Linked DNA regions of Mus musculus: region 1 is linked to region 2. A link is a loop called in an ENCODE intact Hi-C map of the cell type or tissue named here. Cell type or tissue: left cerebral cortex. All regions are shown on one strand. Each heading gives the region's core, and the rest is flanking DNA. Links, peaks and the distances in the headings are about the cores only. Region 1 overlaps Sec24b (Sec24 related gene family, member B (S. cerevisiae)). Region 2 overlaps Mcub (mitochondrial calcium uniporter dominant negative beta subunit).

What was found. Peaks named below come from ENCODE experiments on the same cell type or tissue, not always from the same donor. Only the 100,000 strongest peaks of a DNase experiment are listed, where the experiment ranks them.
Region 1: it touches region 2 in a loop (2.4-fold over the local background); 5 of 42 quality-filtered maps call a loop at or near these places.

Annotation. Positions count from the first base shown.
Region 1 is chr3:129,989,942-130,002,653 of GRCm38, forward strand. Sec24b (Sec24 related gene family, member B (S. cerevisiae)) reads right to left here. Exons shown (of 24, transcript NM_207209.3): 10 at 12,364-12,473; 11 at 9,571-9,683; 12 at 6,740-6,858; 13 at 6,400-6,455; 14 at 5,973-6,179; 15 at 4,328-4,451; 16 at 3,789-3,947; 17 at 3,034-3,207; 18 at 1,390-1,500; 19 at 354-529. Among named protein-coding and RNA genes, the nearest start is that of Mcub, 26 kb to the left of the region's middle. In left cerebral cortex, for the core only: no CTCF peak of the experiment used is centred there; DNase peaks (open chromatin) are centred at 6,338, 7,602, 8,393 and 8,736; H3K27ac peaks cover 1,078 bases.
Region 2 is chr3:129,910,768-129,922,704 of GRCm38, forward strand. It overlaps Mcub (mitochondrial calcium uniporter dominant negative beta subunit), which reads right to left. Exons shown (of 8, transcript NM_025779.3): 5 at 7,819-7,979; 6 at 6,172-6,375; 7 at 4,936-5,052; 8 at 4,193-4,419. The coding sequence ends at 4,342. It overlaps Casp6 (caspase 6), which reads left to right. Exons shown (of 7, transcript NM_009811.4): 6 at 1,351-1,507; 7 at 2,565-3,345. The coding sequence ends at 2,806. Among named protein-coding and RNA genes, the nearest start is that of Gm40150, 10 kb to the left of the region's middle. In left cerebral cortex, for the core only: a CTCF peak has its summit at 7,866 (motif pointing right); DNase peaks (open chromatin) are centred at 5,238 and 7,868.

The DNA of each region.
Region 1 (12,712 bases), core at 2,027-10,026, 77 kb after region 2:
CTATCCTGTTCTTGCGGGAAAAACAGGAACAATCTTCAGGTTGTTGTATCTCACAATGCCGTTAACAGAATACAACACTGGACAGAAACACAGTCAGTAAACCTTAGACCTTTCCCTTAGCAGAGAAGGGCTGGCTTTGACCACGTCATAATTCAAACTTTTCATTCAAATGAAGGACGAAGGACATATGCTGACAGGGGTCAGGGTTGCCTCTGAGCACCTCCATATCCCACATTTTCCCCCAGTCTTCAAAAGTCTTTAACCGCCAAAGTACATAATCCTCTAGCTAAGAGAGCAGAGAAAGGGGAGGGAAGAAGGGGGAGAGAGGGAGAGGGAGAGAACGAACGAACTACCTGTTTAAGAAGTGCCAAAACATAGAGTGGGAGCAGCTTAAGTGAGCTTGGTGCTGTCAGGGTGGAGCGGGGCACACTTGCCACGGCGGAGCTGTAGGCAGACAGGGGATCCACCACAGCGTTCACCAGGGCATCCCTGGCATCCGACAGGCTCGATGACACTGAGCGGTCCACAGCTGCAAAGCAACCAAAGCAAGAGTGTGCTCAGCCTCTGGGCTCCAGGGAGTGCTCTCTTGTGTGTGCTCATGTACGTGCACACACACGTGTGCAGAGTTCCTTCTACATGTTAAAATCCTGGAGGAGGTGCAGTGTGGATCAGTGACATAACCCTTGTGTCCTTGATTCAATTCCTAGTGCTGCCCAGTGAGGTGGGACGACCAGGTGTCTGTCAGCAATGCTATTATAATTCTGCATCAAGTTAGTAATAATGGCTGCTTTCTAGTGTATGAGAGAAATAGCAAGGTTCACTGCATGTTTATCCATGAAAGAAAACACATTAAGAACAAAACCCTCTGCAATATATTAATGCTGAAGGCTTCTTTAAGCTTCAGAGTGAAATATACTTTTCTGAGTGTAGTTCTACAGCAGCTACGTGCCAAATACAGCCCAATCACCAGGCAGTAAAGTTCTCTGTCCCTGTCTTGGCAATCTGTTCTCCATAAGTTTCCTTCTACTGAAGGTCATGCATTTGGAGTCACATTTGCATTTTCCTGTTCGCAGCTGAGCTGTATTCTACAGTGTGGATGTGTGGTCTACAGTGTGGACGTGTGGTCTACAGTGTGGACGTGGACAGTTTACATATTAGCTGAAGGGGATCCTGTATTTTACAAACCACAATCCCCCAATAGATTTAATCTAGGAACTAATTTTTAAATGTAAGAACAGTCTAATTCATCCTGTAATAGATAAAAATGCATTGAAATTTTTTTTAATTGAGGGATTTCTATAGTTTTTTTTTTAAAAAAGAAAAGTAGAAAGTCCCCAGCTTGGTTTTAGGTTAGGTTAGGCATTTCCCGTGTTATCATATGCTACTCACCCATGTTGGCGAGAAGGCAGACAGCGGCTTGCACATCCACTCCTGCATAAACGTCAGCGAGGGAACTTACGACTGGCAAGCACAGTGTATGCACTCGAATTCTCCGCTCGCCTAAACAAAGTGAAGCACAGCGGTCAAGCACACGAGGCTAAGAGAGAGCAAGCATCACCAGCTCACTCGCACGGCTGTTCTGGCACCAGCACCAACACGCTAGAATAGAAAGAGCTGTCTTCAATACTCTTTGAGCGCCTTCTTTTATTGGTTTTTGGTGCTAGGAACTGCTGGGCAAGCACTATAGCACTGAGCAACACCCCCAGTCTAATTAGCATGCTTCAAATAAAATATTCCCCAGAGACTGGAAAGATGGCTCAGACGATAAGAACACTTGCTATTCTTGCAAAGGACCCAGGGTGAGTTTCCAGCACCAATATGGCAACTCACAACTGTCTGTAACTCCAGTCCTAGGAAATTAATGCACGCTTCTTGCGTCCACAGGCACCAGGCAAGCATATAGTGCTCGTATATACACACAGACAAGAAATTCACACATATAGGATAAAATAAATCTAAAAGAGATTCTCCAATCCTGTAAACTATGAACATATATCTTACACGGTAGTTTCTAGTTGGCTTTGATCTTTTACAAAGATTTTATTTGTAATAACTATATATATATGTATATATATATGTATGTATGTATACACACACATATGTATAAATATGTATATATGTGTGTGTGTGTACACATACACATATATACACACATACACGTGTGCATGTGCACACAGAGGCCAGAAGAGGGTGTTGGATCCGCTCTATGGGGTGTTGGGAACCACAGACAGCTGTGATCCGCTCTATGGGGTGTTGGGGACAGAACTCCAGCCTCTGGAAGCAGCAAGGGCTTTAAATGCTGAGCCACCTCTCCAGAGTTTCTAGTTTCACTGTAATGTTGTTCTAAATTATGCAATTATCCCAATGCAAAGGACGGCGGCCTCTGTGCTTGCGAGAAACATGATGATGAAAATTGAATTTTCTACCAACTAAGAAAATCTCACAGCTGGTAAAACAGCTCAGCAGGTAAAGACACTTGCTGTCAAGCCTGGGACCTGTGTCTGAGCCCTGAGAGTCACTTGTGAAAGGAAGAATTGATGCCTGCAAGTTGCCTTCTGACCTCCACGTGCACACTGTGGCATTCCTGCTCCTGAGTACACCACACAGAGTAACTAAACATAACAAAAATCCGTGTAAGTGCGCTGTAAACAAGGCTGGAGAGGTGGCTCGGTGGTTAAAAGTGATTCCAGCTCTTGCAGAGGACCTGGTGACTCCCAGCACCCATACGCTGGCTCACAAGCACTGGCAACTCTAGGACCAGGAGATGCAACCCTCTCTTTTGGGCCCCCCTTGAGTCTCTGTTTGCATGTGGTACACATAAACTCACTCGGGCATGCATACATAAGTAACAAATCTATTTTGAAGGTGTATTATGTAAGGATTCAAATGTGAGTTATGAAGAGAAAGAAACAACATACAGTCACCTACAACAAATGCCATCACCCTCACGGCACAACATGCTTTTCTCTCTACTAAAACGGAAGTGGAAAGAGGACCCATGGCCACAAGCCATGTCAGTTTGGAGAACATTACCTTTGCTAGATGTGTACAGCAGGGCTGTCTGAAAGCACACTAAGGCAGTATCTGTCAGGCTCTCTTCGATTGACAACTGTACTGCAAACCCAGCATCAGGATTGATGTTGGCAAGAGACAGTAAGTCGGTGGAGCGGACAAAGAAGTTCCCGTGGAAAGTGTGCATTGAGAGCCCTGAGGGGAAAGGGGATGGGCTTGAGACAGCACGAGCAACACCCTCCCCGCAGCCCGAGCCGCTGGCCGATGCTCTAACTAAACAAACCCACCCGTTCTCTAAAGGGAGCCTACGTAGTCCACCTATATTTATACCTAGACGTACCATCACAGTCTACATGCAAGTCTAGATCAGACATAAATATAATACACAAAACGAAGAAACCGAGGCTTCCCTATGTTGGGTGTAAAGTGAGAGATTAGAGCCCAGAGATTATTACCCCCAAACACTTGGTACCCCAAGGACACTATCAGCTAAACGTCAGCTAAGCCCTTTCCTGTTCTCCCCACTGTCACGTCACTCTCAAACAATTCGTCACGTGCTTTCCTCCTGCTTTTCTTCAATAAACCAAAATGTTGCTTTTATCCCCTTATTCTAGTTATTAAACGGAGGTGGTCAAAGATTACTCCTAACTGTATTTCAAACAGGGTTGCTGGATCGAACAGGAAGTCCTCTATGATAAACCATCGTCACCATGGGTCTGAGCATGCGTACTGACTGACACAGGAATGTAAGGAACACACTTTTCCCAGAGCCATACCTTTAGTGCATCTTATTCTCATAACAGCTTCAAATCCAATCTTCCTCGTGAGGTACCGTTTTAGGTCTTTTTGTAACTTTTCTGCTTGCGAAGGATTGTGGGTAGAGTGGAAAGATGGATAGTAGAATATGCACCCTGCAGAGTACTTGGACATGCAAGCTTTAGAGAGAAATACATCAAGTATTAGCTAGACAATTACGATAATTTACTTGCTTAACAGTAGTACAGATACCAAATTATGAAAAAAAATCTGTTATGAATAAGCCCAACACAGACAGGAGCAGTTTAAACTGTAGCCTGAAACATTCATAAAATATGGCAAACACTGAAGTTCATTGCTGAATGGCTAAGGGCTACAAAGCAGAGTAAGAGCATTTTCTTCATGTTTACTGGCTTTAGAGTTCACTGGTAATCGTCACAAATATTGCCTATCTGATCCATCTGCCTGTCTCCCCCAGTACTAAGAATGCTTCCTGAAGAGCCCAGCTTTAATTACATGTAAGAATGTTTACGTAGGTAACATAACAACATTGTCTTACCCAGAGAAGCAAGGTCAGAATACTGTGAACTTAGAAGGAACAAATCCACTGCAGTTTGCTGCCCTGAGCAATCTAAAGCGAGCTTCTTATAAAAGTCGGTTGCAGGGCCAAGATGGTGCACCACCTAAGCCAGCAGATCATAAAGAGCCTTTGGTTATGCACACAGTATATGTCTCTCTGATAACAAGGAGGATATATACTTTATTCCATTATATACCAATATATACCAATAGCGTATGGGCCCAGATTTCTAAGAGTAATAAAACCCAGTGTTTATTAAAAAGGCATTACAAGGAACATGGGTCAGACCCAACACTTTGGAAACTGAGGCAGAAAGTAATGAGTGGGATTCTCACCACCTTCACCTCTAGAAGAAAAAACAAATGTTCATGGCTCACTGCCTTAGCTATTTTATATAAACTGAATGATCAATTCTCATAACACACAATCCATATGACTTTGAATATTTATCTTCCACAGATGAGAACACTGAGCCGACTGATAGCATCAGACTGATGAGAGTGAGTGCTAGTGACCATTGCCGTATCCTGTCACTCGACTGGTGGGGAAGGCTGAAGGCCTCCCTCCCAGCCCTGACAGTTACCTGAGGAACTCACGTCACTAAATTACACAGAGATCACAATCAAAAGGCCCAGGTTAACTGTCTGTGTGTGTGAAGACAAAGTACGTTTGTCCGTGTGTAAACTAAACAATAACACACACATGTGGTGCTGCTTACATTTTTCTGTTCCACCTAACTTTTACACAGGAATTGTTACCCCTGCAATCTAAGTTTACTCACAAGCACACTAAGCTATAATAGCTTAATTAAGTTTTCCACTTGTATCACAGAAATGACACTGGGTGTCAACTGGCCAAATCCCTCCAGAGCTCCTGGGGACTGGACCACCAACCAAAGAGTACGCATGGAGGGACCCCTGGCTCCAGTTGCATATGTGGCAGAGGATGGCCCTGTTGGACATCAGTGGGAAGAGAGGCCCTTGGGCCTGAGGGTGTTCAATGCCCAGTGTAGGGGAATGCCAGGGCAAGAAGACAGGAGTGGGTGGGTGGGTGGGGGAGCACCCTCATAGAGGCAGGGAGAGGGGGGACGCAATAGGGGGTTTCTAAAAGGGAGACCTGGAAATGGGAAAACATTTGAAATGTAAATAAAATATCCAATAAAAAATATATTAAAGAAAAAAAGAAAGAAAATAAATGACACTGGGGACAGAAAATCAAGCCACAGTTTGATCTCTAAAAAGCCATCCAACCTTTGACAAGACACTACTTTTTTTCATCTGTAAATAAAAGGATTAGGGTAGGTTTCTAAACACTAAAACAATAATTGATCTTGTTAGTGTGTGGGTATGAGTGCAAACGAGGCTAGAGGAGCTGCAGGTCTGCTGGTCAGATGGGTACCAGGGTACCACCACACCCAATGCTCATCACGTGCGCTCCTCAAATTTATGGCTGCTAACTGAGTAAGAAGAAGAATACACCTAACCCCCAAATAAAGGAAATGTGGCTTCAATTCTTCCTGGCTATTTATCACCGCCGATGAAGCAATGACGAGGACACAGATGACTTGACTTTGTGGGGAAAGAGAACGCCCGTGGTTATGATCCAAACACTCGACATACAATACCTTGGTACTCGACCTCTGATTCGGATCTTCTCTGGACTGCAGAAGTCCTGCCCCCAAGGAAGGTAACTGTGTCTGAAATACAGACACGCGGCCGCCCGTGGGAGACATGAGTTTGAAGGCAGCCTGAAGTGCAGGTCCAAGGGCACTGTGTGTTTCTCTGGTATTGATGAACATACTTGGTAATGCATTCAGTAAGTCTTTTATAAGCTGAGGAAAGAGTGGAGGGTGAATTACTGAGACAGCGGGACAGTTTTCTTCTCAAGCACACTCCAGGGTAAAGCACGGCAGCTGCGTCTCTGGGCTGTGAAGGAGGCTCACTAGATTCCTCCCTCCAGTGTCTCACGCACTGCACCAGGAAACCAAGCTTACTGCGAAACTGCTGAGGCAGTAAGTGTCTTGACATTTTGAGAAAACAAACTAATCTCACCTCTTTGCTTTCATACAGATTCACAAGCAGACTATCCGGCGTGGGCAGAAAAACATCTACAGGGACAAAAACACTCCATCAGCACACAGTCGGGAGAACATCAGAAAGTAGTGAGGGTTGGTTCTACAAAGACACTTGCCATGCATATTGGAATTCTGCCTTAGTAAATACATATACTCCATATGCTTCATATATACACATGCAATGCATGCGTGCGCATGCACGCACACACACGTAAAAAGTTAGAACCAAGCATTTCCAAGGTATACCAAATCATGCTCACAGCACATGACCCCACGGTAAAGTCCACAGCTACAGAGACTCCCCCGCTGCCGCTTACCGTCTATATCAGATACAATCAACATCTGCGGCTGGGATAACCCTTCTTGTAGATTGTAGAAGTGAATGGTGCTGTCAAAAGTCATGAATCCTATTCTTGTTCGTGAATCTCCAGGAAGCCTTGTGACAAAAATGACAACTTGAAATTCAAAGTGTCCAGTCACATTGTTTACAAAACAATGACACAGCACATTAGGCCGCAGAGTAGCTGCACATGACTTCATACAGGGGACAGGAATATGAACCACACACAGGAAAGTGACAGATTCAGTGTCTTGTTTTCAGGCAGGAACACTCACATTAATTTGGGCTCAGAAGGCGAACTAGCCTTCAGGGAAGAACAAACAGAACTCAAGTGCTTTCTAGAAGCTCAACATTGCATGCCGACTTTCTCCTAAGGCAGCGTTCTCAACCTCCCTAAGGCTGCACCCTTTAATACAGTTTCTCACATTATGGTGACCCCACCGTAAAATATTGTTGTTGCTGCTTTATAACTGTAATTTTGCCACTGTTATGAATTGTAATGTAAATATCTGATATGCAGGACATCTGATATGTGACCCCTGAGAAAGAGCCGTTTGACCCCACAAAGGGGTTGTACCCCACAGCGAGAGAACCACTGGCCTAAAGTGCTGGTTGTTTTGTTTTGAGACCTGGACTTTCGTCACTCTGGCTGGCCTTGAACTTGTGGCTCTGCTGACTCAGGTGCTGAATTATAAAATTACAGGAGTGAGGCACCACATCTTACCCTTACTCTTAAATAAAGATGTGCTCTTATTTTCTGTCTTAGTACCACACAGTAGTATAACACATTGCAAGTGCTGACTCCTGAAATGGATGACTAATCTGCATATTCAGACACAGTCTCCAGGGCAGGCAAACCCAGGGCTGAATGCACTCTCTGGGAAATACTTTTCAGGAAAAGGTTTTTCAGTAAAAACACTAACAACGTTGTTAGACTTTAAGGGGCGAATTTTAAACAAAAATTAGTTATGAACATCAAAATGATTATTATCAATCACCAGGAAGTTGTCTGTTAAAGAACTCAGTTTTCAAAACAATCCCACGGCCCCAAGAATGCAGCCCGCCTGCCACTCGCCCCTCAGTTTCCGTCATTACAGAAGTGCATCTCCAAGTGTGCCCGCCCAGCTGTGTTCATGTGGTTACATAGGGTATGATTTAGAATGCCTTAGGATATTTTTTTTTAATACAAATGATTCCAAGGGTTATTGATGGCTCAGTGGTTAAGAGCACTTGCTGTTCCTGGGGAGAACCCAAGTGTGGTTCCCTAAACTGATAGAGGCTGATAAGATCCTAACTCTAGTTCTGGGTATCCAATGCCCTCTCCTGCTCTCCCTGCATCCCAGGCACGCATGCAGTACACATCACTGAGCTATGCAAATCTTCAACAGCAGAACGTGTGCCAAAGCACAACCCTTCCTCCTGCTACGGATGACTGATGTGTTTGCTCAGATAGTCTCAAGGCCAGTCAAAAACACAGTATTCAGGGGCCGATACTGCTCAAGACTTGTCTCTAGAGATTAATATGCACTCCTTTGAGAAGTTCAGAAGTCTGATGGCATTAGTCAGCAACCAGAGTCAGACTCCTGACCTCCCCCACGTTCTCTCTTTTAGGAGCATCTGCAGAGCGCTGGACTTCAGGAAATGGGCTACTACAGCGCTGGATGTGCTTCCAGGCTAGCTCTGCCCTCACTCTCCCAGGGTCTATTTTCTGTTGGAACCAAGCAAAAATAACTCTTTCCCATTCTCAGTTTTGCCCTTTTAATTTTATGCCATCTAATCTATAAATAGTCACTTCTCACTGGAATAACCAGGGCCGTCTCCTCGTACTTTCCTGAGACTAATGGAGGACATGGATTGCTGGAGCAGGAGACACAGTGGGAACCTGCTCCACTACTCAAGTACCTCCAGGGGCCCTGAGCCCAGGGGGAACACAGACTCCTTCACATCTGCTGGCAGACAAGCAGGTGAGAGTTAAGACACTATATATACTCTGCTCCAATTTCCACGAGGCAGCAGCGTGTGGCTCATGCACGGGTGGGTATGCAGAGCTCACTCTCTGGCTTCCGAACGATTTCAGCACAAACTCAGCTCCTACCTCCCTCTCTTCAAACCAGTCTCTCACCATACAATACAGCTAGCTTGTGAAAAAATGCCTTGTACAGCCATAAACTATAGCTAGAGTCTATAGATATTTGTATTTTAAATGTCTGGAGATGCACCCACACTGTGGAATAAACAAAATCTAGCTAATTAATAGATACTGTCAACACCTGGCAAGAATACTTAACTCAATATTTTCAGGAACATCCTAGCCAGTCACCAACTCAGCAACAGCTGTGAAGGCCTGATCCTTTCATGCCAACCCCCTACTGCCCAGGCAGCCCAGCCGCTAGCCCCCCACTTACAGATCAGCTGTGATCTATAGATCTATAGGTCCATCAGCCCAGATGGGACTGAAACCACATGGCAGTGCCTGCTCTGATGTCACTCGACCTAACATCCCTCAGATTTAACCATCCTGGTGACAGTCTCATCACAACTCCTGACACAGTCTCTCTGGCTCAGTGCTCAGCTTAGCCAGTCAGAGGGATAGATAAAATTCAACAGCATTTATTATTTTGTGAATCAGATACCACGCCAGTTATTAAAACGTAACAACTCAAGAAACAGAATTCTTATTTTATAAAGTTAGGTAAATACAGCAGAATCTAACAAAATTTAGCAAAAAAAAAAAAAAAAAAATGTAAAAGACAACTTCAAATGTATGCACACGCTTATATGCCCACATATGAATAAAAAAATTCTTACTTGTCTAAGTTTTCTAATAAGGACTGGCATAAAACTGTCAAATACCCAGCTTCCACTGCGTTATGAGACACATCTAAAACAAACAAGTAGACCGCGGGCTGAGGAGGCCGGAGCTGTGGGGAAGGAAAACAGTTGGTTAGCAGCCGCACTTCCTTTAGGCCCTGGTCACTATCGTCACTGGGTCACTTACTGCACAAAACTACATGGAACCTAATGAGACCAGCATGGCCTTCGTTATTTCTCTTGTACATTTATGTGAGATTAGAACGAAAGGCAGTTGTAATGGCTAAGTATGCTAAGGGGTTTTGTTTTGTTTTGTTTTGTTTTTTAAGGAATCTTGATTAACGTGTCTTCTAAAGTAAAAACATGATGGGTTATTGTTATATAATGCTAACCTGTTTAAATATTTATTTATTCCTAAAAAATTTATACAATTTTAAAGGTTATTCACATTTTTTAAATTTATTTGATTTTATTTTGTGTGCTGGAGTGTTTTTGCCTACTTCTAAGTAAACAACTCTCATGCGGTGCCCTCAGAGGCTTGAAGAGGGCATCGGATCTCCGAGAGCTGGAGTTACAGACAGCTGTGAGTGGCCATATGGGTGCCGGGAACCAAACTCTGGTCCTCTGTAAAAGCAATAAATGCATTGACCCATTTCTCCAACCCCTAGAACTTTAATTTTTAAATTAACTTTTTACTTTTTGCTTTGTTAGGAATTAAATCTAAGGCTTTGCACATCCTAGACAGATTATTATCACTAAACTACATCTCCAGCTCCTAATTTAACTTTTTTTTATTTAAAAATAAAATATTGGTGGGCTGGAGAGATGGCTCAGCGGTTAAGAGCACAGACTGCTCTTCCGGAGGTCCTGAGTTCAAGTCCCAGCAACCACATGGTAGCTCATGGCCATCTGTAATGGGATCCTATGCCCTCTTCTGGTGCATCTGAAGACAGTGACAGTGTACTCACATATATAAAATAAATAAATACTTCTTTAAAACAAATTATTATTACTAAAAGATAAAATAAAACGCTGAGCCTAAAAGAGATGGCTCAGTGGTTCCAAGCACCCTCTTCTGGTCTCACTGCACATCCACCCCCTGCCCCAACACTAAAGTCTGACAATCTGCCATCAGTATCGGCTACTAGATAACCTGATGGTGAATCCCAAAGCTTACGGCTACATGTAAAGAAGGCTCCTATGATGGTAAACAGTATAACCATTCACAGTAAGTTCTCATCTATTAGAGAAACATGGTGACACATACAAGAGGAAAAGGATGCGGGTCTCAGATTACAAGACTTTATGTTTACAAACAAATCTGGGGGTAGTATATGTAAATGTGTGTATGTATATATGTATGAATGTGTGTCAATGTATGTGTATATATGAAAGTGCGTATGTGTGTAACTGTATATGAGAGTAAGTGCTAAGTGTGTATGTGTGAAAGTGTGTGACTGTTTGAGTGTGTGTGTCACTGATTTGTCGTGCTCTATCACTCTCTGTCCCTAAGCCTGGAGCGAGGCTGCTGGTCAGTGAGCCCAGTAGTTTTCCTATTTCCGGCTCTCCCTCCTCACTACCGAGAACTGCCGCCTGTAGGTTGTGCCCAGCTTTTATGTGGGTACCAGGAGCTGAATGCAGGTCTTCACGCTTGCGCAGTGAGCACTCTTACCCTGAGCTCGCTCTCCATCCTCCAGATTAGAATATATTCTAGCACAGGAAGGGGCAAGCGGACGAGGAGTGGGTGGACAGGATGTTAAACATATGTTTACTTCTGTTAATAATCTATACGCTCAAATTATGTACAGGAAGGCTTACTGAACTGAGTCACAGAAAGTAATACAAGGGCATAAAGAGCCTTTTCTCTCCCTTTTTTGTGAGGTCCCTTGTGCTGGGGAATTATACCCAGGACTTCACAAATGTGAGGCAAGAGCTTTACCACTGAGCAGGACTCGGTCCATAAAGGCTTCCTTAGAAATGTCACCCAGAGGTCATGAAATCATACAGCAAAGGTGACAGCTGATTGCACTGCACCTAGATTAAGATTCTAAGGACTCCAGAGCCGAGGGTACGCGAGTTCCAAGCTCTAGAGAGAACTTGGTGGAGTTGAGATAGAACCTGACATGAAAGCCACAGTTCAGTCGGCTAAGCTAATCAGCAACTCTACAAAAACGAACGAGGCAGCACCAAAAATCTACCAAGCCTCAGTTAGTTGTTCTGGCTACCTCTCTTCACTTGCAGCTCTTCAAATGGCCAGCAACCAGAGTAAAAATGAGTGATGGTGTGCGTGTGTGTGTGTGTTACTATTATTTTTAATAAAAATGAGAAAACAAAGATGAGCATTATGTAAACCTAAAATCTATTTTTAAATAGTTTGTAAAACCTAGTTTTCTAAGTAGAAAAGAACAGAACTTTATGACTGAAGTTAAGAACTGAACACGTCAGCCATCCATCTCACTATCTGCACTGGAGGAGTCGTTAAAGATGGTGATAATTTTAAGACTATTGTTTTGGGCAAAAATATACACTAGTTTTCTTCTATTTGGGTCACTTAACTGTACATGATAGAAGTATTTATATCCCAGCTCCGTACGTCATCACACTCAAGTGGCTATGGGTGCTTTTCGTTCATAAGCCATAGCTAACGTTTCTTAGCAAGCAGACCAAATCAGACAAACTCTCATATTAATATCTTACAAATGCAAACTTCAAAATTTGGATGAGAACTTACTTAAAAGAACTGACTCACTGAACTGTGTCCCACAGCCAACCGGGACACTGAATAGTTACCATGTAGTCTGAGGATGCGATGAACTCCACAGTAGAATTCTGGACTTCTGGCCGTTTATGAGGCTCTCCGTAAGACCGAGTCAGGGGGTTGTACAAAAACTCTTCTGGAACTACAGGAGATAAGAATCCAAGGCATATTTAGCAACACACTGGGAGTTGAACATCTTTATCACCAATATTTATGAAGATTACTAAAAAAGAAAACCCTTAACACTCTTAAAATAAAAGGTATTTTCTGAGAGAACCAGGCAGGACACAGGTTGCCTTTCTTCTTAGACTTGTATCTTAATAATAAACCTCACAGGACATGGGAGTGGGGGACCCAGAGAAGCAGAGCTGGGAAGCAGCT
Region 2 (11,937 bases), core at 3,938-11,937:
ATTTCCTCTAATAATTAGAAAGGCCCTTTTTGAATCCTGGTCAACTAGAGTTGTACTTTGAGTTGTTGGCGTTTCTTTATTATAAGAGTGTTTTGAACTGGGCAGGAGCACACCTTTAATCCCCAAGCTTATGGGTTCGAGGCCCCCCAGCAAGCAGCCTGGTCTATAGAGTGTGTTCTAGGCCAGCCAGTGCCACCTTTTCTTGAAAAACCAACCAATCAAAGTGATTAACATTTGGTATGACAGATAGTCACCTCTGTGTGGCTGGGCTGGGTTTGGAGGAGGAGCCACTGGACGTGGATTGCACAGGACCCTAGAAGGCAGCCTAGCTACACTGGGCTCGGATCTGTGGGAGCATGGAAGCCAGGGGAGGTGATGGGGGAGGAAGCAGTCTTATCTTCTCCTGCTTCATCTCCTTACACTTCTCCAAGCTGCCAGACAGTTTTAGAAAGAAAAAAAAAAAAAACAAACAAACCAGTGTTTGGAGCATGGAGCATGACAGATCTGGTATTAGAGGCTTCAGCATGTGAAGTTGAGGCAGGAGCCCGGTTTAGCCTGTAACCCCGAGGAGCAGAGTGTAGCTCAGTAGACGAGCACTGGACGAGCAACCACGAGGCCCTCAAGCCAAGCAAAAAACTTCAATACTAGCTTCTCAATCGAAATGAATAGAGATAAATTTAGAACTCACCTTGAAGTGGGAACATGGTCGTCTGGAGAGAGATCGAGAGAGGGAGAGGGCAAGGGCGCACACGGGCAGGTGGGCGCTTGCAGCTGGAGGGGTGGCTCAGTGACGAAGGCACATATTGCTGCTCTTGCAGGGGAGCTGCATTCCTATCCCTCCTCCAAGGCACCCAACACCGTCTTCTGACCCCCGGGGGCACCTGCACTCACATGTGCACAGCCACAGATATACACGTAGATACATACTTTTTAAAACATAATTTTAAAAATACAGTGGGAAGAGAAGGCAAAGGCAAGAGCATAGCTGACCTCTTGAGTCAATGCTGTTTCAAATGTTGACAGATTGTGACCTCAGTGGTCAATTGGAGTAATTACCTGATTGAATAAAACATTCAGGTAAGGAAGGGAGATAGTTCTTTATACCATTCAGCATATTTATTTGCAGGGTGGGTTAGACCAGGTTTTATAAACATTGTCTAAAAGGAAACATCATTGAGAAATCAGCTTTGTTAGCTTGCATCTCTCAGAGCCTGATTGCCTCGTTTTTGAGTTGCTCACCCGGCTTCCGTTCTCACGGGAGGTATGCTGAATTACATACTCTCACCGCACATCAAGCATCGGTAACAAGGTGGCAGGCAGAGAACGTGCCCTCTCCCCTCTCTTCTGTAGGCCTGTCGGGGTAGCCAGCATGACGTACCCGTGGTTCCCCTGGACATGGTGGATCACCAGACAGACAAGCTGGACAACGTGACCCAGGTGGATGCTGCGTCCGTGTACACGCTGCCGGCAGGGGCAGACTTCCTCATGTGCTACTCTGTCGCAGAAGGTGAGCGAGCAGAGGCTGATGGGAGCCGGTGACCTGTACTTTTGGCTTAAGCCTGTCACCTTTGAATTGGAGTGGTTTTCCACAATTGAATCACTGTGTTCTGTTAAAAAGCCACAGGCCTAATCACAGTGAAGGGGTCCTTTCTGATTGATGAATGACATGTAAAATAACTTACAGAATAACAACAGCAGCTGTGTAGTTGTGTTGGCTGTTAGCAGCTTGCTGTCATTTGGTGATAGCGTGGCAGCACCCCTTTGATATATTTGTGGAAAGCCTTGCTGAAAAATAGTTTGCTAGATTCTTTGCTTTCAATCTAAATAGTTGTTGTTTAATCTCTGATCTCAAATTCATTGGGTATTATTTTGTTCTAGTTTGCTTTTTCAGAAAGTAGAGAAAATTTCTGTCAAAAGCCTTCTTTGGCTTCACAGGGTAAACTGAGGCAGGCAGCAAAAAAGGGTATGGCATTGGCAGTTAGGGTCATGCTGATAGCAGCCTATTAGGGTGGGAGTGGGGGTTGGGAGGGTGGCTCTCTCTCCCAACTTTTTTCCTAAAATTATTTGAACCAAATCAGGAATGCTATAAAGTCATTAATTCATTTTAACAGCATTACTTCATGAAAGTTCATCTTCATGTTGATCTGCAAGAAATTTGCCCAGTAGGGTGGGCTGATGCCCAGGAATCATTGGGCTAAGTGATAGTGTCTGGAAAGGCATATCAGCATGGAGAGAGGCGATCCTGGGGAGAAGTTTCTGGGGCTGTGCCTCTCCAGAGGGCGCCCATCACAGCCATGTAAATAACAGTGGGCCATCTCCAGGAGACTCACTCACTTGCCATAGCCTTTCCTAGATGGCTTCTGTCAAATTTCATTAATCCTTTATGTAAAACCATAGAATTAATATGTTTTCCTATATTAGCTTAAGCGATGTAGAAGAATCATAACCACACCATGAGCAGCATGCTTTAGTCTTTCAGGGACTTTTGGGAGCTGTCATTTCTGTAACTGACTTCATCCTAAGTGTCTCTCCGTGACCATGAGGCACCCCCTCTCTCGTTCTAGGGTATTACTCTCACCGAGAAACTGTGAATGGCTCCTGGTACATTCAGGATTTGTGTGAGATGCTGGCGAGGTACGGCAGTTCCCTGGAGTTCACGGAGCTGCTCACGCTGGTGAACAGAAAGGTCTCTCAGCGCCGCGTGGACTTCTGCAAAGACCCGGATGCAATCGGCAAGAAGCAGGTGCCCTGCTTCGCCTCAATGCTGACCAAAAAGCTGCATTTCTGTCCCAAACCTAGCAAGTAGGGCCATCTGTCTTGCTACATATATTTCACACACATTTCCCTTTTTATACAAAGGCCAGCTGGTGGAAGACTTTCACCCATCAATGTAAACTGCTTCAATTTTGTAGATGCCATAGAAAAGTAATGTTTTATATTTGTTACTTTTCAATCATGTTGGACGTGGTGGAAGGGCTAAAAATAATCCTCAGGAAATTACTATGCATCAATGTCTACTACATTTATTACATTTTTAGTAAACTGTAAGATTACTCTAAATACCAACTACTTTGCCTCCCCTTTTGTGACACTGTTTATATGAGTTTACTGTATAATGTTTGTAAAGACTTTTGAAACTCTAGACTGAGATTGTTTTCGCGTAATAAAATGTCTAAGAACTCATTGACACTTTCTAATTCCTATGTTTATGTGATTTATAGTGGGCCTATTTGACTTGGTCATGTATTCATTTACTATCTTGTTTACCTCTAATCAAGGTAAACTTTATATGTGGCTTTAATTCCCATTTTGGAAACAATAAACCTTTCAGAATTATTTTATGGCACTCTGAGGATGAAATATAGTATATAGTGACATGTAACCACATACAGGCACATGTATAGTAATAATTAGCCACTCTAGGTACATACAACCCCTATAGGCACATACACAGTGATAGCTACCTGAAAAAGACATGTGACATGACACCTAGCCATGTCATGTGTACTACATGACACTGTAGGCCAGCAAGCAGTGAGTCCTGACCACTGTAGGCAAAACATCTACCAAAATGGGATGCTACAGTAACCTAAAACTGAAGATCGTGACATTTTTAGCAGACGATTGAATTAACAGTATAATTAGTTTTCCTTTAAGGTTCTTGTTAACATACACATTTTTGAATCCTAATATTTCGTCACTAACCTGCTGGTTAAGGGTTCTAGTGGGGCTTTGAGAACAGGAATACGTAATTTGCTGGTATAAAAGCAATGCCTTAGGTGCCTTGCTTCGCCAGCAGTTGAGGAGGAACCAGTATGGCTAGTGGGGCATTTGTACCGTCGATACAGTGTTATGGCCATACAACTATTGCACAGTAAAAAACAAAAAGAAACCGGGCGTTAGGACTTACACCTGTACTGAGGCAGGAGGATTGCTTGGCGTACAAGTTTGAGCCACAGCGTGAGACTTTGGTTCTTGTTATTAACGTGAACTTTATTTCTTGAGACTGGGTCTCACGCTGTGGCTCAAGTTTGTACTCCAAGGGGACGCATGCCAATGCTGGCCATTTTAACGCCCATCATTTTCCCCCCATGTGTAGCCAGCTGGGGAGGAGCTTGGGTAGCTGCAGCCCTGCTGGGGTGCACAGGCCATTTGACACATCAGGACACACGGATTGTCAAACCAGCTGGAGTGCGGTTGTCAATGAATACTTTGCTGTTTCACACAAATTTATTAACCAAACTGTATGAAAACGTCAAGCGGAAATGAACAAGACCTTAAAAACATCCAGTTGGTAAGCTATCAGACCAGCACATCGCCTGCTGAGTTTAAAGTGTGTGTCTAGTTCTTCTCGCTGGCTTCCTCTCCTTGGATTCGCAAGCGGAGGGAGCGGCGCACGCTTTCCAGGGATTCTGTAGCCTGTTGTGAGGGGGGAAAGCTCAAGGTCAGAGAAAATAAGAGACATCAGCATTGATGTTTGAGGGGAATCGTACATGTTCAGCATCTCCTTGGGGCAAGAAGACATTGAAGTCACTGAGGTCAATGCCTGTTGGAATCTTTTGATGTTTTGTTTGTTCAGTTGTTTCTTTTGAGACAGGCCTCATTGTAAATCTCTGGCTGTCCTGACACTAAATATGTAGACAGGTTAGCCTTGAACTCACCAAGAACTCCCTGGTGCTGGGATGCATCAAAGGTCTAAGCCACTATACCCAGCTTTATGGATCCCTTTTTAAGAGATGAGTTTATGGCTTCATAAAGTACCAGGGAATTAATTCCCTTTCGCCATTTTTCCCCAATTCATATTCTTAAAAAAAAAAAACAAAAATCAATCCCAAAGATTGGCTAAACAATCCATGAAAAAAAAATCTCAGCCTTGTACGCGTTTCCCTGTCTCCCAAACAGAACCAGCTCAGATATGTGCTCTCAGTAAGGTACCTCAGCAAGGTCTTCCTTTAGCTTGTTGTATTGTTCCACATCAAAACACCGCCGCTGCGATTTCTTGTGGAAGAACTGAAGAAACTGCCTGCTCCGGAGGGATGAGTATGTGTAGTTCTGAAGGAGAGAGGAGACGGCGGAGCATCATCGTTTAAATGAAGATACTAATTCAGCCACATCGTGGCAAAGTGGGGAGAGGAAGGGCCATAGGTATCTACAGTGGCCGTCAGAGCAGGGCATGATGGGAGTTGAGAGCACCTCTTACAGGCAGACAAACTGGGACAAGAAAATGTACATTCTGGCGAAAGTGGGATGCTTTGGCAACCTTGGCACAAAACTAGTTACTGAGAATAACTAATTTTTGTAGCCCAAGTTCGATGTCGTTGACTAATGTGTAGGGAACATGACTCATTTATCCCAACGGAGGAGTTCATGTGTTTATATTCCTTCATCTGTAAGAATTAATTTTTTTTGATGCTGTAAAGACTCCAGTCAACCTTGTGAACAACTTTAAAAGACTCAGGAAATAAAAGGGTTTGTTGCTTGCTGCTTGGGCAAGCTAGTTTTATGTCAGCTTGACACAAACTACAGTCCTCTGAAGAGAAAGGCGCCTCAATTGAGAACTAGATCAGGCTATCAGCAAGCCTGTAGGGCAGTTTCTTAACTAGCGATACAGGAGGGCTAGGCTCAATTGAGGGCGGCACCAGCAATACCACCCCTGGGCTGGTGGTCCTGGGTGCTGTAAGAAAGCACTTGAGCAACCCAGTAACCAGCATTCCCGCTTGGCTTCTGCCCAGCCTCTGTCTCCAGGTCCCTACCCAGTTTGAGTTCCTGCCTTGGTTTCCCTCAGAGGACTGGCTTAGGGTATATAAGCCAGGTAAACCCTTCCCTCCCCAAGGTGCTCTTGGTCATGGTGTTTCATCACAGAAATAGGAGCTCTAACCAAGACACTGCCTGCCTGGATGACGAAGCTTTAGACCAGTAGGTTCCCAACCTTCCTAATGCTGCAACCCTTCAATACACTTCCTTGTGTAATGCTGACCCCCAACCGTAAAGTTCCTTTCACTGCTACTTCATAACTGTAATTTTGCTAGTTATGAGTCATAATGTAAATCTCCGATATTTCCAGTGATCTTTGGTGACCCCTGTGAAAGGGTCTTGTGGGGTCATGACCCACAGGTTGAGAACAACTGTTTTAGAAAGCCATTCTGACTTACCATTTTCCTAACTACCCACCTGCCGGGTTATGATGAAGTATGCAAAAAAGACGATGGAATTCGCAAACGACAGGAAGAAGGTAACTGGCTCCATGATATCCCAGGAGTACACCCACCAAGTAAGCCAGGCCAGCGCCCCGCCCTGCACGGAGAGCAGAGCTAAGCCGGCCCACAGGAGACCACTGGTGTTGGCTTCCGACCGGGCTTCTATTGCAGCTTTGACCTGGAGGAAGGGAAAACCATTCGGTTTATGAGTTTGCCAACTTAAGGGAGAAACAAAACCAAGAAGAAGCAGTTGAACCAGTGAACACTTTGCATTGCTTTGAAGAGGTCATGTAGGTAGAAAAATGACATTTATGAAATATATAACAATGGCTTATTTCCAAATCAGTACATTAACATTTTTAAGTTATAAAGGTAATATCTGCTCGTCGAAAACAAACTAGCCAGGCGTAGTGTCACATGCCTTTAATCCCAGCACTCAGAAGTCAGAGGCAAGAGGATCTCTGAGTCTGAGGGCAGCCTGGTAAACAGTTACAGGACAGCCAGGATCACAGAGAGACCCTGTCTCAAAAACCAAAACCAAAACCCATGAACACTATAAGAGGTTTACAATTAGAAGCCTATAAGCTGGTTTTGAAACCCATGTGAAATCCTGGGCCTCTTTCTTTGTCCCTCCAAGGCCACTCTGTGACTCATCTCTCAGGCACTCTGTGCAGAGATGCACTCTGTCCTGTGAAATGAAGCAGGGTCATCTCGTAGATGGAGCTGTCTTCCCCAGACTTGCTGTGCAGATCAGGCTGGGTTTGAATTCATAGAGATCTGCCTGCCTCTGCCCCACAAGTGCTGGGTGAAGGCAGGCACCACCGTACCCAGAATATCATTTCTTAAAAAGCAAAACGTGGGTAAATAATCCAGAAAAAACAAAACCAAAAAAGTGCATCTCTACCGTTCTCCCAGTGCCTTTGGAGATAATTACTGCATTTCTAGAGTTTCAAGTCATACACGAAGACCCATTTTTTAAATTATTTTATTTACATTTCAAATGTTGTCCCCCTTCCCAATTCCCCCTCCATAAACTCCCCCCACCCCATTTCCCCTTTCCTTTACCTCTAACCATTTTTTAAATATTATAAGTGGAATTACAGCTTAAAGAATTCAAGTTTTCCCTTAAAACAGATGACCACACCCCATTCATCAATCAATCAATCAATTAATCAATCAATAGATAGATAGATAACAATCAGGGTTTTTGTTTGTGTTTTCCCCCATAGTTTGGAGAAAAGACCCATAGGTTTTGAGCCATTACTAACTTGCCACCCACAGTTCTCTTAGGCAGAAATAAAACCTGAGATGTAGCACTCTACAATATCCCATTTAACAGTCTGCTGTCCAGAGACTTCTGGTGATGCTGAGGAGGCAGAAGATCCCAGCTCTGGGTCAGATCACCTGCCACACACTAGCTGTACACCTCGGTTGCCTTGTGCCCTCATCTCAAAACCAGGAAGATAGTACTCGTCTCACAGGTCGCAGCTCACAGCCCATTTTCAGACTGAAGGAGAAAATAAGCATACACAAAATACCCCAACGCTCCCGTGACAGGCACTCACTCCTTAACAAAAGGCTTGCGTCAATTGCACACAGACAGGCTAGGAAGCCTTCCCACCTGCTCCAAGGGCCGCAGCTGTTCCTGCAGGTGGTCGATCTTCGCCATCAGATGGCGCTCTCGTCTCTTCTGGATCTCCTCTAAATGCAGGATAGTGAATAGTCTGTGAACCAAGGACTTGGTGTTTTCCAACTCAGTCATATGCTCTCCACTTGGCTCTTCTGAGAAAAGGTAAGAGAGACCGTAGGCATTTACCACGCGGTTTTTCTCTAGGTAAGTCCAGGCCATGAAATCTGAGTCCCTGAGCTTGGTTGGCTGAGCTCTGGTCTGGGCCTGCCCCCGCTGTTCCTTAGTCCACCAGGATTTAGTTGATCACCAGTCTCGTCCAAAGTCAATTTGTAGTGGTAAGTAACCAGAGAGTGGGTTTAAAATTCAACTTTTGGGGGTCAGATGTTCCTGTATCCTTTCGTATTGTGACTTTATGGTGGCTTTAAAAACATCACATATGGGCATGTGTGTGGTCTCAGGATGGAGATGGGCTGAATGGGTTAAAAGCAATACCTGTTTCCAAGAAACCTCAATGGCAACGATGTACATGGGGAGAAAAATGAACGGACACAAAAGAGCAGCCCCTGAGCTATAGGATCTGACAGCAGTATGGGATAGGACATGAGCTATAGGATCTGACAGAGCAGTTGTGAGATAGGACAAAGCATGTTTCAAACCAAAATTAGGAAGAACAGAGGAAATCATTATATAGTAATAAGGGAGACAATCTATTTAGATATAATAATTACAAATATCTATATATACACACACATATATGTGCATGTGTGTATGTATATGTATATATATATATATATATATATACATATATATATATATGGAACATTGATGCACCCAGGTTCATAAACACCATTGGGCAACAAGGGGCAGATCAGTCCAGATACAGTAATGGGAGGGTCACCATGACTTCAAGGCCAGGCCAGGTCACATAGCTCATAACTCCAGTCCTGGCTACAAAATGAGAACCTGCCTCAAAAAATTGTATAAAACATATTTTTACAACCTCACCATGCATACACACACACATTGTGTGTGTGTGTGTGTATGTGTGTGTGTGTGTGTGTGTGTGTGGTGTTTATGGGTATGTGAATGTCTTTGAATTTTATATGTAATCCATATTAATCAAAAAGCCATATTAATCCAAAAAGTCAGTAGACATTTCAAAGTTAAACTCTACCATAGAATATTTTATTCAAAACCTATAGGGTATACATTTTTTTTTTTTTTTTTTGGCCAGGCCATGGAGTTTTCTCTAAAACAGACCACTTATTCTAAAGAGAAAGAGTTAGCAAATATAAAGAAGGAAAAAGAAAGAATTCCTTGCAGCTTACCCGATCATAATGATTACAGTAGAATTACACTAGAAACCAGGAGTAAGAAGCAAAGCACACACTATACACCCTGGAGACTGGACCAGAGACGCTTGAATAGTAAGTGGTCCTTGGACAGAATCGGGGAGGAAATGGAGAGGCCCTCAGCCAGCTGAAATGAAACCACTGCTTCCCAGAACCGTGGATAGAGCGCTGCAGGGTCGGTCATAACTGAGCACCACATTAAAAAGTTAGGTCTCAAAGAAGCAACCCAATCTTATTGCTCATTACAGACCCGCTTTCTAGGCTCTTGGTATCTTCTTGTTTCAATATTGGCAGGTCACACATGTCATTGTAATTTATCCATTGGGGCTTAGAAGAACAGAGACAAGATAAACCCAAAGTTAGTAGATGTGAAGCAACAAGGACTAAGGTGGGATTCATGAGCCAGGCCAGAGCAACAATGGGTTGGTGAGACAAGTTGGTCCTCACAAGGGAGAACAAGGCTGACGAGCCTTCGGCCAAATTAATCAAGAGAACAATAAAATGCAAAAATGAGCTGTATTACCATAGAAATGACATCTGGAGACGCAGTGAGGAATACTTTCAGAATATCTTTAACAAATTGGAAAATTTAGAAGAAACTGATAAATTTCAAGACATGTATGACCTACCAATATTGAAGGAGGTATAAATAAACCAGTCTAAAATGAGTAATAAGATTGAATCAGCAGTAGTCTCCAACAAAGAAAAGCTCAAGGCTGGATAGATCTACTGCTGTGTTCTACTCTGCTTTCTTCCTTCTTCTTCTTTTTTTTTTTAAGATTTATTTATTTATTTTATGTTTATGAGTACATTGTAGCTGTCTTCAGACACACCAGAAGAGGGTATTGGATCCTATTACAGATAGTTATGAGCCACCATGTGGTTGCTGGGAATTGAACTCAGGACCTCTGGAAGAGCAGTCAGTGCTCTTAGCCACTGAGCCATCTCAACAGCCCCCCTACTCTACTTTCAAATATATTACACTGGTGATTTTTAAACTAGCCCATGAAATAGGGAAGTAAAGTTTCTAAATTCATTCCATATCACCAATATTGCTCTAATAAAAAACAAGATAAGGACTTGACTTAAAATATCTAATTATCTAATCTAATTATCTAATCTAAAAATCTAGCATAAATGCAAAGTTATCAATAAAATAGGTGGAAGCCAAATTCAGCAACACATTAAGAATCATACATCATGGTCAGATAGATTTTTATTTCAGATATGCAAGGAAGAATCCACAAACAGAAATCAACAAGCACAAAAAAGCATACAAGTTCAATCAAGGGCTCAATAGCTGGAGAGAAAGGATTTAGAAAAATTCAACACCTCTTCATGATAAAAGCCTTGAACAAACAAGGAACTGAGGGTTCTAGCCCCAACATAATAAAAGCTCTGTGCAACAGATAGCTAAGGTTATACCAAGGAAAAATAATGCAAAGCATTTCCTCTAAAATCGAATGAGAATGGGTTCCATCCCCACAGTCGTAAATCAATGGCCTGTGTGAGTTCTTGACAAGGGAAGGAAATCCAGATTACAAATAGGGAAAGAAGAAAGCTCTGAGGTCTGATGAACACTTTCAGCAAAGGACAGGTTTTCTGTAAAGCAGTAACGAATGTGCAGAGAAAGAACCAGAAAAAAACGGTCCAGAGAACAGGAAGGAGAGAAAGGAATTAAGAAGAGAGAAGGAGGGAGGGAGGTACCGAGATCCAACAAGAAGGGGAACAAAGTCCCCTACAGTGAAAGCTAACACTGAAGAAGACAATGAAAGGGAAACCTGTCTTTGTTCAGGGACTAGCAGAGTTAAGAGGGAACTTTCAGATCACATTGTGACTAAAGCCTGCTTCTGTGTGAGCCAGCGCAGGGTCAGATTAAGGGACAATAGACTATTCGCAACAGAGGAAGATTTTGGAACTCCATAAAGGAAGTGAATATATGTCAGGGAAAAGAAAGGTGATGCAGAGAAGTAAGCCAAGCACAGCTCCAGCCCTGGAGAGGTTGAAGGCAGGGAGCCGAAGCTACCTCAACCCAAAATACCCAGGGGTTTCCTCTTTGCTGAGTCCTGCTGGGGGCAGCGGTGTGCGTTCAGGGTCTTGGGAAGGTTAATCAAGAAACAATCCAAAGACATAATAAATGGAAGAGACAACAAAAAGATGTACAAATTGCAACACAGAAGACACAAGAGACTGGAAGAGCCAGGCAACAAGACTCCTGCAGGGGATCATAGCTCCTCCTCTACTGACCTCTGAGACAGGTGAGACGGGTAAAGCGGTAGAAATGCAGAAGCCATCTGGCAAAAATGAACAAAGACTTGAAGAAGACACAAATGCATTGGAATTCAATCTAGGACTTGGAGAGGGAAATTCAGCATAACTGAGAAGAAAATGAACGATGTGGATAAAAGTCAGCAAGGTAGAAGGAGATGGAGGATTTCGAAGGGTGGGAAACAAAAAACCCAGAAATACTGGTAATGAAAACTTCAGTGAATAAAACCCAAAACATTTAGGAACGCATCGCCAGCAGACTCAACCAAGCAGAAAAGAAAGTATCAACCAGAAAGGGCACTGCCCTGCTTAGATCTCGCATGGACCCGACACAAGCAACAACCATCTGGGGCCGTTTTCCTCATTGAGCTTCAAATTAAAAATGCATCTATCAGTCAAGACTATGAGGAATCTTTTTGGTTAACGGTTGGTGTGGAAGGCCCATCTCACTGGGTGATACAACCTCTGGACAGGTGGTCCTAGGTTATAC